Regions from separate parts of the Homo sapiens genome. Here region 1 is linked to region 2. A link is an interaction called in ENCODE POLR2A ChIA-PET data of the cell type or tissue named here. Cell type or tissue: GM12878. All regions are shown on one strand. Links, peaks and the distances in the headings refer to the core of each region. The heading gives the core; the rest is flanking DNA. Region 1 overlaps CDC42SE2 (CDC42 small effector 2). Region 2 overlaps RAPGEF6 (Rap guanine nucleotide exchange factor 6).

The links. Peaks named below come from ENCODE experiments on the same cell type or tissue, not always from the same donor. Only the 100,000 strongest peaks of a DNase experiment are listed, where the experiment ranks them.
Region 1: POLR2A ChIA-PET joins it to region 2 with 5 read pairs; 2 of 35 experiments call an interaction of 5 or more read pairs at or near these places.

What each region holds. Positions count from the first base shown.
Region 1 is chr5:131,349,805-131,358,146 of GRCh38, reverse strand. The region is part of intron 2 of CDC42SE2 (CDC42 small effector 2); the gene reads right to left. Among named protein-coding and RNA genes, the nearest start is that of CDC42SE2, 90 kb to the right of the region's middle. RefSeq lists enhancers at 15-104, 125-174, 195-274, 365-414 and a silencer at 3,926-4,224. In GM12878, for the core only: a CTCF peak has its summit at 264; no DNase peak of the experiment used is centred there; H3K4me3 peaks cover 458 bases; H3K27ac peaks cover 1,652 bases.
Region 2 is chr5:131,624,058-131,632,399 of GRCh38, reverse strand. All of the region lies in intron 1 of RAPGEF6 (Rap guanine nucleotide exchange factor 6), which reads left to right. Among named protein-coding and RNA genes, the nearest start is that of RAPGEF6, 7.0 kb to the left of the region's middle. In GM12878, for the core only: no CTCF peak of the experiment used is centred there; no DNase peak of the experiment used is centred there; H3K4me3 peaks cover 3,684 bases.

The DNA.
Region 1 (8,342 bases), core at 41-8,040, 270 kb after region 2:
TAAAGCAATGAATGATCTCTAGGCAAAACGGTATCATGACAAGCAAAGTGTGCTCAACAGAGTCCTCTGAGTAAGAACAGCATTTAAATCATAGGTAGAAAAAGAGAAGTCTACTAAGGAGGTTTGGGTGTTACCAGAATTAGAAGAGGAAAATCCGTTAAATGTGGTGTCACTGGAGCCTGTTTCAAGGAGAAAGTGGGTGGCAGTATTAACTGCCACTGAGATAGGAAAGACTGAGGACTATTCCTTAGACTGTGCAGCAAACACAGTGTGGCGCTGGCAACAGCAGTTTCAGTAAAGTAGTGTGGGTAGACATCAGATTACAGGAGGTTAAGTGAGTGAAAGGAAAGCAGCAGAGTCAACAAGTGTAGACAATGTTTGCAAGAAAAATGGATATAAAGTTTAAAAAGTAGAGTGGTAGAATGAAGAAAATGAGCCTTCCTTGAAATGAAAAGATCAAAGACTAAAGATGTATCAATTTGACTGTGTTCAAAGAGATGTTAACATTTTTGTCCCAAATGGCGAAATATAAATCACTTATTTGTAAATTCTGGAAAGAGACCTCACACATTTATAAGCTTTGCCAACTATAGATCAGTAACAACCACATTACAGGATCACAGAGTCCTGAACATTAAGTGAAATTAAATTCCTCCCTTTTGCTTTTTCCAAAGCCACGACTCTAAACCTGGAAAGACAGAAGTGACGGTGATTTTTGTAGCTGTACAGATAAAGATGTAATGTAAAGTTAAGGCACACACCCTCAGTGTCACAAATCTGGGTAGTATAACAAGGCATGAATTCAGGACCCTGATTCTACAGTCCAGAGGACAAGTCCTCTAACATACAGGAAAATAACATGTTAAGATTTAAGCATACATCCAAGGAATATCAAAAGAAAGAAAAGTTTACATTTTTGCCATTAATTAAAATTCAGAACCTGGAATGTTTATTTAAGCAGAGATGAACATTCCTTATCTTACCCAAACTCTAAATCAAGGAAGTGGCAGTCTTTGGCCAATGAATTGGGTAAATACTGTGAAGTTTTATAAGCTCAAAGAATAGTATCACTTATTTCCTCCATCCAATCCTCTTAGCAGGAATATAAGAGAAAAGGCTTAAATATACAGTCTCATGAACATTATTTCAGTGCTGCTATTTAATAAGTTTAATTTCACCCTGGATCAAAAATCTTGCCCATTAAGAAGCCTTTGTGAAATTAAAAAAAAAATTTTTTTTCAGATAGGGTCTCACTGTGTTGCCCAGGCTGGAATGCAGTGGCATGATCACAGATCACTGCAGCCTTGACTTTCTGAGCTCAGGTGATCCTCCTGCCTTAGCCTCCCAAGTAGCTGGGACTACAGATGTGTGCTGCCACACTTTGCTAATTTTTTATTTTGTGTAGAGACAGGGTCTCACTGTTTTGCCCAGGCTGAGCTCAAACTGCTGAGCTCACACTTCAGCCTCCCAAAGTGCTGGCATTATAGACATGAGCCACCGCACCTGGCCTAAAGTACAATAACTTCTATTGCTACATATTTCCATTTAGATAATGGATCTGCTAAAATATATTTTCAAACCAAGAAGATGTTTGCAATTCCATGGATTTTTATTTAAGTAAATATATGGATCTTAAAATGTTTCAGACATGCTTTGGAATGTGATATCAATACATCTTCTATCTTCTTGCTTTTCTAAACAAATTTCCTTTTTTTAGAACAGGTTTCTAAAGTATATATATGTAAAACATATTTACATATAAACACCTTCAAGGAAGTATTGAATTCTTCACAAGAAACTTCAACACTGCCACTAATAACTATACTAATAGTTACTTTCACTTCTTGAGCTGAAAGCTGCTTAAAACATGACCATTTTAAAAACCTATACTTTTTGAAATCTTTAGATAACAGAAGGAGAGTCATTTTACAATAACATCAACATATAAACTTGGCTTTAAATACAGCTCAGCAAATTCCACACATAACTAAGGGGTCAGACTGGTCTACAGCACAAGAGAGTATTTTAACAACCTCATAGATTCATAAGACATAAGATTTTAGAAAGGGAAGGGACTTTTAAAGAGAACATCATGGAACTTGGTCATTAAATAGCTTATCCAAGGCGACTTAGCTAGTGAGCTTCCTTAAATTTGCTTACAAATGAGACTGACATGAGTAGAAAAGTGCAATAGTATTCTGTACTCAAAATATTATCCACTATCAGTTCCCCTCCTCCTTTTTGCCACCTAAATCAAATGCTACAGATACCAGCCTCCTACCTGCATGAAGTTTTGCTGCTGACAACTTAATGAAGTTAAACTCCAACATCCTACCCGCAATTTAATACAAATGCTTTTTAGGTCAACTTCCAAAGAAAAATAATAATGTTTTGATGTGAAAAACTAGACAGTGGGGCATGTCAGGTAACTAGGTTTTTTTTTTTAATCTAAAATATCTTAACTCAGTTCAGGTATTAAGTACGCTCAGTTTGTGTGAAACTTAAAAAATTCAGAATTTGGACTTTGAAATAAAAGATCTGTGACAGTTATAGCACTAATTTTTTAGAAATGTTAGTTCAGGCAAGTGACAAGCTCTATCACTCTGTTCCCTCCCTCCCTCTCTCCCTCTCTTCTCTCTCTTCTCTTTCTCTCTCTCTTTCTTTTTTTTGAGACAGAGTTTCAGCTCTGTTGCCCAGGCTGCAGTGGAGTGGAGCAATCCTGGCTCACTGCAGCCTTGACCTCTCGGGTTCAAATGATCCTCCCACCTCAGCCTCCGAAGTAGCTGGGACTACAGGTACATGCCACCACATTTGGCTAACTTTTGAACTTTTTATAGAGACAGGGTCTCACTATGTTGCCCAGGCTTACCCTCAGTTTTCTTAGTTATAAAATGAAATACTGCATTGCCATTTCACAGGTCTGAAATGAGGATTAAGTTAGCTAATATATATGAAAGTACAGTATATATTATAAAGAGCATACAGGTTGAATATCCCTTTTCCTAAATGCTTGGGACCAGAAGTAATGTAGATTTCAGATTTTCTTGTAGTTTGAAATACTTGCTTTATACTTATCCTACTGAACACCCTAAATCTGAAAAATTTGAAATCCAAAATGCTCCAGTGAACATTTCCTTGGACCATGTCAGTATTCAAAAAATTCTGGCTGGGCACAGTGGCTCACACCTGTAGTCCCAACATTTGGCGCAGCTGAAGCATGAGGATTGTGTGAAGCCAAGAGTTCGAGACTAGCCTAGGCAACATAGCAAGACCTCATCTCTACAAAACAATTTAATTTAATTTAAATTTTAAATTTTTTTTTACGTTTTGGACTTTGGAGCATTTCAGATTTCAGATTTTTGGATTTGGATGCTCACCTTGTATTGATATAAGATGCTTTTTTGTTACGAGAATTAAAATGGCAAAATAGCATTATTCTGCTATAGCAAAAACAGGTAATTTGCTGCAAACTTTGAAGAAACAGCCTAAAATCTATCTAGAAAAAAATGAAGAAAATGAAAAAAGGTGAATTATGGTTTTACACAAAACAAAATGAATGACAGCTTCAGGCAACACAGATGATTCTCACATGGCGAGATAAGAAACATGACACAATATACATGCAATGATTTCTGTGAATTTCAAAAACAATTTAAACTATTTTGTTTAGAGATGCATACATACATATAAAATTAAAGCAAGGAAACTTATAATTAAAGTCAGGAGAATGGTTACCTCTAGGCCTGAGGGCAAGGATTACAAATAGGAAGAGGTGCTTATGGGCTCCTGGAATGCTGACAGTGTTCCACTTCTTGACCTGGGTGGTAGCTACACAGGTATTTGCTTTATAATTATTTGTTAAATAATACATGTATCCACTATGCAATTTTATTTTATTTTATTTTTTTTGAGACAGGGTCTTGCTTTGCTGCCCAGGCTAGAGTGCAGTGTCGCAATCTCAGCTCACCGCAACCTCTGCCTCCCAGACTCAAACCATCCTACCCTTAATCTTCCAAGTAGCTGGGACTACGGGTGTGTGCCATCATGTCCAGTTAATTTTTAAATTTTTTGTAGAGACAAGGTCTCACTATGTTGCCCAGGCTGGTCTCAAACTCCTGGGCTCAAGTAATCTGCCTGCCTCCTTCTCCCAAAATGCTGGGATTAGAGGCATGAGCCACAATGCCTGGCCACTATGCAATTTGTATGTATTTTTAAACGATAATTTTTTTTTTTTTTAGACAGAGTTTTGCTCTGTCACCGAGGCCAGAGTGCAGTGGCACAATCTCAGCTCACTGCAACTTCAGCCTCCCAGGTTCAAACAATTCTCATGCCTCAGCCTCCTGAGTACATGCTGTGACTATAGGCGCCCACCACCACGCCCAGCTAATTTTTGTATTTTTTTTAGTAGAGATGGGGTTTCACCATGTTGGCTAGGCTGGTCTCAAACGCCTGACCTCAAGTGATCCGCTGGCCTCGGCCTCCCTAAATGCTGGGATTACGGGCATGAGCCACCATGCCCAGCCTTAAATGACAAAAATTTAAATGAAATGTCAATTTAAAAAGTAGGCCGGGCATGATGGCTCAGACCTGTAATCCTAGCACTTTGGGAGGCTAAAGTGGGAGGATTACATGAGGCCAGGAGTTCAAGACCAGCATGGCCAATGCAGCAGAACCCCATCCCTACTAAAAATACAAAAATTAGCTGGGCATGGTGGCATGCACCTGTAATCCCAGCTACTCAGGTGGCTGAGGCACAAGACTTGCTTGACCTAAGGAGGTGGAGATTGCAGTGAGCTGGGATCATACCACTGCACTCCAGCCCGGGCAACAGAACAAGACCGTGTCTCCAAAAAAAAAAAAAAATTATTAATAAATACTGGGCCAGGCTTGTTGATTCACGCCTGTAATCCCAGCATTCTGGGATGCTGAGGCACAAGGATTGCTTGAGACCAGGAGTTCGAGACCAACCTAGACAACATGACAGAATTCCGTAACTACAAAAACATTTTAAAAATTAGCTGGGTGTGGTGGCAAGCACTTGTGGTATCAGCTACTTGGAAGGCTGAGTTTGGAGGATCACTAGAGCCCAGGAAGTCGAGGCTGCAGTACACCAAGACGCGCCACTGCAGTAAAGCCTGGGCACCAGAGTGAGACCCTGTCTCAAAAAAAAACTAACAATGAGCAGTTGATAATAATGAATTGAGGAAGATCAGAAGTGGAAATGCAAAACACAGAATTAAGTACGAGTGAACACCCTTGCTAGAAACTTTGGAAGAACTGGTAAAATTACTGGGGAAGGGGGTCTGAAGTTCCATCAGATGCCAAAGAGGTTTCTGTCAGAAATGCAAACATTAATCAATGACCAAATATAAATATCAATAAACCTTATTCATAGCTGTAGCAGCACTAAATCCGTCTCAAACTAGCTGAAACAGTTGATACTCACGTGTGGTACAACACCGTTTTGAAAAAAATTAACTTATTTTAAGATGATCTTTCAAACTATGTATTTATCACACAGCTACTTCTCTGTGGTTAATCGAAGTCCAAACCATTGTTCCCTGAACTCAGTTATAAAAGACTGAGGTAGGGATGCACATATAATTATCAAAATATGAGGGTTAATTTTTTCCTTATATTTAAAATGACTGATTACAGATTAGACTTTCCTATAGTTTCATGTAAATATAATTATACAGCATGCACTCTTTTTCACATCTGGCTTCTTTCATTCAGCATGTTTTTAAGATTTACCTATGTTGTCTCTATTAGTAAATTATTTTTTATTGCTAAGTAGATTTCCATTATATGGATATTATACAATCTGTTTACCCACCCATCTTTTGATGGATATTAATGTTTTTCCAGCTTTTTGGCTATTAAAAATAAAGCTGTTATATACTAAGTATGATTTTAACTTTATTAAGAAACTACCCACCAGTTTTCTAAACCAGTTTTACCACTTTGCATTGAGAGTTCCAGTTATTCCTTATCCTACCAACTCTTTGTACTATCAATCTTTTTAATTCTAGTCATCCTAGTGGGTGTACAGTAGTATCTTGCTGTGGTTTAAATTTGCACTTTTCTGATAACTGGTGATATTAAGTCTTTTCATGTGCTTCTTGGCCATTCATGTATTTTCTTTGGGTAAATATGTTCCAACCTTTTGCCCATTTTTAAATTCAGTCATCTTACTATGTTCTTCATATATTCTAGGTCAATCCTTTCTCCAATATATGCATAGTGAATATTTTGTCCTGGTCTTTGTCTACCGAACAACATCTTTCGAAGAGTTAAAGTTTTTAACTTTGATAATGTCTTATGCATAAGTTTTATCTCTTATGATTTGTGCTTTTTGGGTTCTAAAAATTCTTTCACATATCCCAAAGTTGCAAAGATAATCTGTTTCTTTTTCTAGACTTTTTAGCTTTTATTTTTATACCTATAATCTGTTTTTAATTAAATTTTAGTTTTTGACAGTATAAAGGCTATTTTTTAAAAAAATATGGATATCCAGTTGTTCTAGCTCATTTGCTGAAGATATCCTTTTCTTATCAGATTAATTTAGCACCTTTATTGAAAATCAGGGCTGAGGCCGGGCACGGTGGCTCACGCCTGTAATCCCAACACTTTGGGAGGCCAAGGCGGGCGGATCACAAGGTCAGGAGATCGAGACCATCCTGGCTAACATGGTGAAACCCCGTCTCTGCTAAAAATACAAAAAATTTGCTGGGCGTGGTGGCAGGCACCTGTAGTCCCAGCTACTCCAGAGGCTGAGGCAAGAGAATGGCGTGAACCCGGGAGGCAAAGCTTGCAGTGAGCCAAGATCATGCCACTGCACTCCAGCCTGGGCAACAGAGCGAGACTCCGTCTCAGGAAAAAAAAAAGGAAAATCAGGGCTGAGCTTGGTGGTTCACGCCTATAATCTCAGCACTCTGGGAGACCAAGGAGGGTGGATTGCTGGAGCTCAGGAGTTCAAGACCAGCCTGGGCAACTGGGCAGCAAAGTCCCGTCTCTACAAAAACTACAAAAATTAGCTGGGCATGGTTGCACACACCTGTAGTCCCAGTTACTTGGAGGGGCTGAGGCAGGAGGATCACTTGAGCCTGGGAGGTTGAGGCTGCAGTGAGCCATGACTGTAACACTGTACTCCAGCCTGAGCGACAGAGTGAGACCCTCTCTAAAAATAAAATAAAATAAAATAAAATAATTGAGTAACATTCAGTCTACTTCTAAGCTGATTATTGTATTGCACTTGTCTATTTGTCAATCCAATGCCAGTACCATTATAATAAGACTTAGAAGCAAGGTAGTCATTTGTCTTCCAATTATACTCTTTTTCAAAATTGCTTTTAGTTTTCTAGGTCCTTTGCATTTTCATACATATTTTAGAATCAGCTTGTTAATTTCTACCCAAAAAAAAGCCTCCTGTGATTCTGATTGGGACTGCATTTATTCTAAGAATTATATATTTATACGTAAGTCAAATTATATATACATATATATATACACACACACACACACACACACACACACACAAAATAAATTTTGTTGTATCACTTTTAACTTTGTTTATACCGTTCATATCAGGGCGTTAAAGCCTTATGTAGTCAAATGTCAATTTTCATAACAGATTAGTGGTTTTATCTTACTTAAGAAACATTTCTTTATCTCAGGATTATGAATCAATCATCCCATTATAGTTCTGTTAAGTTTTACTTCTGTAATTCAATTTTGACATTAATATTTTGTAGGGTGTGATTAGGTAATATTTCACAGTTTACTCAGGCTTTTTCTTTTTTTTTGTATTTTTATAAATTTAATAATATATGAAAATCATTATGAATTATACCACAGAAACTGCCAAGGAATTTAATTGTATACATGAGCGAGTAGGAAGGCTATTTTAATCTTTTTTTAAAAATGTCTAAATTATACGTTTCTTGTTGAAATGTTTAAAATTACCAAATTATTGCTCATTTGCTACATAGAAGGAAATGTATCTTAGGTCAAGTTGATTTACCACAAGGCCCTTGTACACATTAAACAAATATATTTGATTTTTTTAAATATATCTACTTTAAACTCAATTACTCTGTAATCTATGATGTTGACATTAATCAGGATATTCTACAAATAATTTATGTTCTCCTTATTCTTGATTAGTTCTAAATCAAGTTTTTTGTTTTCACAAATTCTATTTATTATACAAGTTTCATTAAACATTTAGAAAAAAGCAAAAAGATTAAGAAAATCACCCATTAACCCTACCTTCCTAGAATAATAGTATATTAAATTTTTTATTTGTCCTTTTGTGCACATACCTTAAAAATAACTGCATA
Region 2 (8,342 bases), core at 10-8,009:
TTTTTGATCAAAGACTTGATGCATGTGATGGCATTAACTATAGGGGTATATGGAGAAAGTGCTTTCCCAGCAAAGGGAGCAATCGTTGCAAAGGCCCTATGTTGAGAGCATGTTTTGATGCATTCCAGAAATAGCAAGCAGCTTTGTGTGACTGGAGAAGGGTGAACAGGTGTGAGAGTAGTAAGAGATGAAGGAGGAGTGGAGATAATGATGCATAGCATAGGGCACATCCTATTTGACTTTTCAGTGAGGGGGAGCACTGAAAGATTTTGAAGCAGAGGAGTGATATTGACCTACTTAACCTTTTTTTTTTTTTTTTTTTTTGAGACAGAGTCTTGCTCTGTCACCCAGGCTGGAGTGCAGTGGTGCAGTCTGGGCTCACTGCAATCTCTGCCACCTGAGATCAAGCGATTCTCCTGCCTCAGCCTCCTGAGTAGCTGGGACTACAGGTGTGTGCCAACACGCCCGGCTAATTTTTTGTGTTTTTAGTAGAGATGGGGTTTCACCGTGTTAGCCAGGATGGCCTCAATCTCTTGTCCTCGTGATCTGCCCGCCTTGGCCTCCCAAAGTGCTGGGATTACAGGCGTGAGCCACCACGCCTGGCCTACCTTTTTGTTTTTAAAGAGGGTCTCACTATATTGCCCAGTCTGGTCACTAATTTCTGGGCTCAACAGATTCTCCTGCTTCAACCTCCCAAGTAGCTGGAACTACAGGCATGTGCCACTACACCTGACTACCTTACTGGGTAGTCTCCTGGCTGCTGTGTTGAGAATAGACTGTAGGTGTTTAAGGGCAAAAGCAGGAGGTTAACGGCTGTTATTGCATAAAATCAGGTTAGAGATGATGGTCACTCTGACTAAAGTGATAGTGATAGTAATGGAAGTGGTGAGAAGTGGTTAAGTTTTAGAAATATTTTGTAGGGTTAGCCAACAGGATTTGCTAATAGATCAGATGTGGACCTTGAGGAAAAGAGAAGAATCAAGCATGACTTCAAGGTTTTTGGCCTAAATAACTGGAGTGTTGGAGTTATTGTCAGAGAGGTTTGAGCTGCCATCAGCGAGATGGGAAAAGCTGCAGGAGGAGTAGGTTTTAGGGGCAAGATCAGAAATTCAGTTTTGAACATGTCAAGTTTGAAATGTCTGTTAGAAATGAGTAAGAGGTTGCATATACAAATTTGTATTACTAAGAAGCCTGAGCTGGAGATAACAATTTTATAGTCATCAGTTTATAGATATTGAAAGTCATGAGACTGGGTAAAATTACCAAGTAGTGAGTGTACGTAGAGAATAGAAGAGGACCAAGGACAGTGAGTACCATGGGACATGAGATCAGTATAAGGTCGGGGAGAAGAGTAGAAATCAGCAAAGGAGAATGAGTGGAAGCAAACAGTGCAGTAGGAGAAAAACCGAGAGAGTGGTGGTGCCCTAGAAGCCAAATTAATAAGCTGTAAAATAGAAGGGGATAAAATTATTTGTTTGGCTTATTTTTCCTTGAATACCTACTGGGTGCAAAGCGTTGTGAAAAATATACAAAGGGATGAGAATTAGTATGTTGAAATCATTTGTTTGCATCGTGTAATTGATGAGTAAATAATGAGTAAAGAACTCCTTGTGTTTCTGGGACAAAATGAATGGTTCCTTTATTTTGAACCATCTGTCGTCCTTAGGTGAAACTATCAACTCAGGCATAATCCTAGTGAGCCAGACATCAAGTACAGACACATGTTGTAAAGTGTGCCATTTAGATATCTTTCTAACACAGTGTGTGTGTGAGAGATTTCTCCTACTTATAGATTCAGCTTCCACAGAACATTGTCTTTCCTGAGCTAGTTCTTTCTCAATTTGCAAAGATATTCTTATGGAAAATTTCAGACTTAAATACTCCATGGACAATTAAGTGCACTAAAACAACAAAAACTGTTAAGGTACAGACATACCTCCCAGATACTGCAGGTTTGGTTCCAGACTACTGCAGTAAAGCCAATATCCCAATAAAGTGAGTCACGTGAATTTTATTTCCTAGTGCACATAAAAGTTGTTTACACATATAGTAGTTTATTGTGTGTGATAGCCTTATGTCTAAAAAAAGATATATGCCTTAATTTAAAAATACTTTATTGCTAAAAAATACTAACCAGTCATCTGAGCCTTCAGCTAGTTGTCATCTTTTAGCTGGTGGAGGGTCTTGCCTTAGTGTTGATAGCTGCTGCTGACCAATCAGGGTGGTAGTTGCCGAAGATTGGGGTGGCTGTGACAGTTTCTTAAAATAAGACAATGAAGTTTGCCACATCAATTGACTTTCTTTCATGAAAGATTTCTCTTTAGCATGTGATGCTGTTTGATAGCATTTTACCTACAGTAACTTCTTTCAAAATTGGTGTCAGTCCTCCCAAATTCTGCTGCTGCTTTATCAACTAAGCTTAAGCTTATGTGGTATTCTAAATTCTTTGTTGTCATTTGAACAATATGTACATCATCTTCACCAGGAGCAGGTTGTCTCAAGAAACCACTTTTTTTACTAATGCATAAGAGGCAGCTTCTCATCTACTCAAGTTTTATCATGAGATTGCAGCAATTTAGTCACACCTTCAGGCTCCATCTTCATTTCTTTTTTTTTTCTTTCCTTTTTTTTTTTTTTCTTTTTCTTTGAGACAAGATCTCATTCTGTTGCCCAGGTTGGAGTGCAGTGGCGTAATCACAGCCCACTGCAGCCTCTACTTCCCAGGCTCAAGTGACCCCACCTCAGCCTCCTGAGTAGCTGGTACTACAGGTGCATGCCATCATGCGTGGCTGATTTTTTTTTTTTTTTTGTAGAGACGAGGCCTTGCTATGTTGCCCAGGTTGATCTTGAACTCCTGGGCCCAAGCAATCCTCCCACCTTAGCCTCCCAAAGTGCTGGGAGCCAGCCCAGGCTCTATTTCTAATTCTAGTTCTCTTGCTATTTCTACCACACATGCAGTTGCTTCCTTCACTGAAGTGTTGTACCCTTCAAAGTCATTCATAAAGGTTGGATTCAACCTCTTTCAAACTCCTGTTAGTGTTGATATTTTGACCTCCTCCCATGCTTCACAATTTTTTTTTTCTTTTAAGTGATAGTCTCAATACATTGCCTGGACTGGTCTTGAACTCCTAGGCTCAAGTGATCCTCCCACCTCAGCCTCCCAAAGTGTTGGGATTACAGGCGTGAGTCACCATGCCTGGCCCACAGATGGTTTTAATGGCATCTGGAATGATGAATCATTTCAAGACAGTTTTCAATTTTCTTTTCACAGATCTGTTAGGGAATCACTGTCTATGTCAGCTGTAGCTTTATGAAATGTGTTTCTTAAATAACAAGACTTGAAGGTTGAAACTTTTCCTTGATCCATGGGCCACAGAATGGATGTTGTATTAGCAGGCCTGAAAAAAATCACTAATCTCCTTGTGTACCTCCATCTGAGCTCTTGAGTGACAAGATGCATTGTCAGTGAGTAGTAGTATTTTGAAATGAATCTTTTTTTCTGAGCAGTGGGTCTCATCAGTGGACTTAAAATATTCATTAACCCATACTGTAAACAAACGTGCTGTCATTTAGGCTTTGTTGTTTATTTACTGAGCACAGGCAGAATAGATTTAACATAATTCTTAAGGGCCTTAGGGTTTTCAGAATGGTAAATGATCATTGGCTTCAACTTAAAGTCACCAGCTGCATTATCCTCTAACAGGAGTCAGCCTGTCCTTTGAAGCTTTGAAGCCAGGCATTGATTTCTCCTCTCTAGTTATGGAAGTCTTAGGTGGCATCTTCTTCTGATATAAGGCTGTTTTGTCTACATTAAAAATCTGATTTTTAGTGTAGCCACCTTCATTAATTATCTTAGCTAGATCTTCAGGATAACTTACTTTTTATGTTAGTGGAGGTGGCTTTTTTTCGTAAACTTCATGAACCAACTTCCACCAGCTTCAAACTTTTCTTCTGCAGCCATCTCATCTCTCAACCTTTTTAGAATTGAAAAGTTAGGGCCTTGCTGTGGATTAGGTTTTGGCTTAAGGGACTGTTGTGGCTGGTTTGATGGTTTATCTAGACCACTCAAACTTTCTCCATATCAGCAATAAGACTTTTTCACTTTTTTTTTTTAAATCATTTTTTTGTTCACTAAAGTAGCACTTTTAATTTTCTCCATGTGCCTTTTCTTTGCATTCACAACATGGCTAACTGTGTGGTGCAAGAGGCCTGGCTTTGGGCCGTTGTTAGCCTTCCTAAGTTTAATCATTTCTAGCTTTTGATTTAAAGTGAGAGATAGGTGACTCTTTTCACTTGAACACTTAGGGGCCATTGTAGGGTTATTAATTGGCCTAATTTCCGTATTGTTATGTCTCAGGGAATAGGGAGGCCCCAAGAGAGGGAGATAGAGAAGGTGGAACAGCCAGTGGAACAGTTGGAACACATACATCAGTTACGTTTGCCATCTTACATGGGCACAGTTTGTGGTGCCCCAAAACAATTACAGTAGTAACATGAAAGATTGCTGATCACAGGCCACCATAGCAAATATAATGAAAAAGTTTGAAATGTTGTGAGAATTACCAAAATGTGACACGGAGACATGAAGTGAGCATGTGCTGTTGAAAAAAATGGTGCTGTTGGACTTGCTTGATGCAGGGTTGTCATGAACCTTCAATTTGTATTTAAAAAAAAAGAAAACAACCCCACAATACCAGCCAAGCACAATAAAACAGAGTATGCCTGTACTTCTTTGCGTCATTATGCCAGAATTCCTTAAAGAAGCCACAGTCATAATTAGACCTTGAACTTGGCTGTTTCTCAGCTCAATCCACATTTAATACCATTCTTTATAACGTTCCTTTTTTTACTTCAGAATGAACTCCTTATATTTCCCTTAATGTTTATTTCCCTCTCAGTGCTTAATGCCATGATTTGCACATATTAAATGATGAATAAATATTTTACAAGCCAAAATTTGGAAATACATTTTGTAAAGTCATCATATGTTAAAAAGGTAGCACTTCGTATTCATTGGAACTGCTAACTTTTTGTTTCTTGGACAGTCTTACTCAGCAGCTTGGTTTCAGTTAGTTGTTATAGGCTAATGCCTCCTAGGATTATGTTTTCCAACTTATCCCCTAAATTTTATGTGCTTCAGCTTCATATATCAACCATCTTGTCCTCCAGGTTCTTCAACCACTTGTCCTAAATTGAGCCATCATTATTCCTCTTCCTTCATAATCTGTTGGCAGCTGGCCGAGTTGCTGTCTCTAGGAATTTGTATTATTTCTCTTCATTCCTCATAGATGCAACTTGCCACTAAACTTTGTCCCCTGAATCTTTTTATTTGCCCTTTTCTTACAAGTTTTACTACTCTAATTCAGTCTGTTTTATTGTTTCTACCCCCAAATTATTGCTTGAGTCATTGAGTCTTGCTGCTAGAGTGATCTTCCTCTCAGATCTGATTATGTTCTACTCTTGCTCAGAATTTTATTTCCTATATTTCCTAGGTATAGATTAACAATATGTTGTTCAAATCATTTTTGTGAATTAAAAGAGAAGCTGTTAATATTTATTTCAGAGTAACAGGTTAAAGAGGGACTGTCCCGCTTAAACTGAGATATGGTTACCTCACCCAGATGATAACATTAATTTGTACATTCATTTAAGAAATAATATATCTGATATATTAAAAACCAAGGTTGTAGAGAGGAGTTAGACATGGTCCCTATTCATCAATGACTTGGGAGACATAAGAAAACATAAATGTAATAAATGTTTTAGTTATTAGTGACAAAGGTATGAGTAGGGCTTTGGGATTGCAAGATGGGGAAGGGAACAAGCTTCATGGGGGAGCATTGAATTCCCAGTGTTAAATGTCATGAATTGATTTCTGGATGATCAAGAGAGGTCATTCCAAGCAGAGAGGCAGGAGCAAAAGTACTGATGATGGCAAGCCATGTATACTTGTAGAATAAGAAGCCAATCTGTAAGTCTAGAGCAGGCATTCCCGTTGGAAGTGATATCGCTCCCAAAGATGCAAAAATTGCCTTTTATGGGAGTGGGAAAAAAAATCACAGCTATTGGTATGGTTTGTGGCCCTCTAAAACTCAGCCCTAAACTGACAGTGTCTTATTCTTTAGTATTTAATTAGAGATGGGGCAGTGCTTACGAAAAATTGTCTGAAAGGTTCTTTGGGAGGGGATGAAAATGAAAAAAAGGTTGCAGAACACTGGGGCTAATGTCTAGGATGTTTGGGGATGATGGTACATGATGTGAGATGTTTAATGATGAAGCTGGACGTACTAGCAGGGTTTGGATAATTTCAGAAATTTGGACTCCATCTTATAAATAAAGGAGAAAGAACCGTTGCAGGGTTTAAAGCCTGGAAATAAGATCAGTTTTATAAAGACTACTATGTGAGCATTTTGGAGATGTAATTGAGTGGGGAGGAGCAGACTAGAGACAGGGAGGCTTATAGGTATACAGGTAGACTGGACATGTATTTTATCCAAACTGGGATATTTTCCATGTGAAAGGTAAGACTACTAGTGATTATACTAAGATAATATGGAAACCAAGAAGTATGGTTTTTTTTTTTTTTTTGAGACGGAGTCTCTGTCACCCAGGCTGGAGCGCAGTGGCGCTATCTCGGCTGACTGCAAGCTCCACCTCCCGGGTTCACACAATTCTCTTGTCTCAGCCTCCCGAGTAGCTGGGACTACTGCCGCTCGCCACCATGCCTGGCTAATTTTTTTGTATTTTTAGTAGAGACGGGGTTTCACCATGTTAGCCAGGATGGTCTCGATCTCCCGACCTCGTGATCCACCCACCTCGGCCTCCCAAAATGCTGGGATTACAGGTGTGAGCCACCGTGCCCAGCCACCAAGAAGTATGTTTTGTTGTTAGAAACAAATACAGTAGTTCAGGTGTGAGATAAGGTCCTGGACCCAGTGGTGGCAGCAGTTAAGTGGGATAGTGAGGTATTAAGGAGGTAGAATTGGCCCAACCTGGTCACTGGTTGGAAAGATAATTTCTCCTCCTCCCCCAGACTTTTTTGAAAAACTTTGAAATGAACTATAAAACATAAAGTCCATATGCCCTAAATATACATTGGCAGATGATTAATTTGTTTTGTTTGTTTGTTTGTTTTTTGAGACGGAGTTTCTCTCTTGTCTCCCAGGCTGGAGTGCAGTGGCACAATCTCAGCTCACCGCAACCTCTGCCTCCCGGGTTCAAGGGATTCTCCTGCCTCAGCATCCCAAGTAGCTGGGATTACAGATGCCTGCTACCACACCTGGCTGATTTTTGTATTTTTAGTAGAGACAGAGTTACACCATGTTGGCCAGGCTGGTCTCGAACTGCTGACCTCATGATCTGCCCGCCTCGGCCTCCCAAAGTGCTGGGATTACAGGTGTGAGCCACTGCACCCATGCCCGGCTACTTTTTGTATTTTTAGTAGAGACGGGGTTTCTCCTTGTTGGTCAGGCTGGTCTCGAACTCCCGACCTCAAGTGATCTGCCCGCCTCGACCTCCCAAAGTGCTGGGATTACAGGCGTGAGCAACTGCGCCCAGCCATTGCCAGATTAATTTTTACAAACATATTTTACTGTGTGTATCATGATACAGAATACAGATAAAGAATATTACCAGCACTCCAGAAATTTCCCCTTTTTCCTTCTCAGTCTCCCAAAGGAAACCACTCTTCTGGTTCTGTCATTGCAGATTTTTTTCTTTGTGCCTTTGAACTTAATTTGAGTGGAGTGTTTTTGTTTGTTTGTTTGTTTGTTTGTTTTGTTTTTAAAGACAAGGTCTTGCTGTGTTGCCCAGGTTGGCCTCCAGCCCCTGGGCTCAAGCAATTTTCCCAAGTAGCTGGGAGTACAGGTGTATACCACCATGCCCAGCTCATTGTAAGTATTCTTTCTGGCAGCCAAGAGGACTATGAAGCTACCTTGGTTCTTTGCATTTTGCCTTTGTATTGGACTTTTAACCTCCTCTCTTGGGGCTTTCCTTGCTAGTCATCTGATTATCTATCCTTTATATCCTGACACTAAAATCTCTTCTGTTTCTGTGCATTGCATAGGATGGGAACAGTATGGTAACGGTGTCACTGGCCTTTGAATTTTGCATTTGGACAAGCCTACTTCAAATCTGGACTCCAGTTCTGAGAATTTGACCATAGGCAAGTTATCTAACTTCTCTAGGATTGAATATCTTTTTGGGATTCTTGTGTGGACCAAATGAGATAATATATGTGAAATAATTAGCAAAGTATCTTGATAATAAACAGTAAATGATAGCCTACATATTAGCTGACTATTTTCTCTGTCTGGAAAACCATCCTCTGGCCTGGTACATTC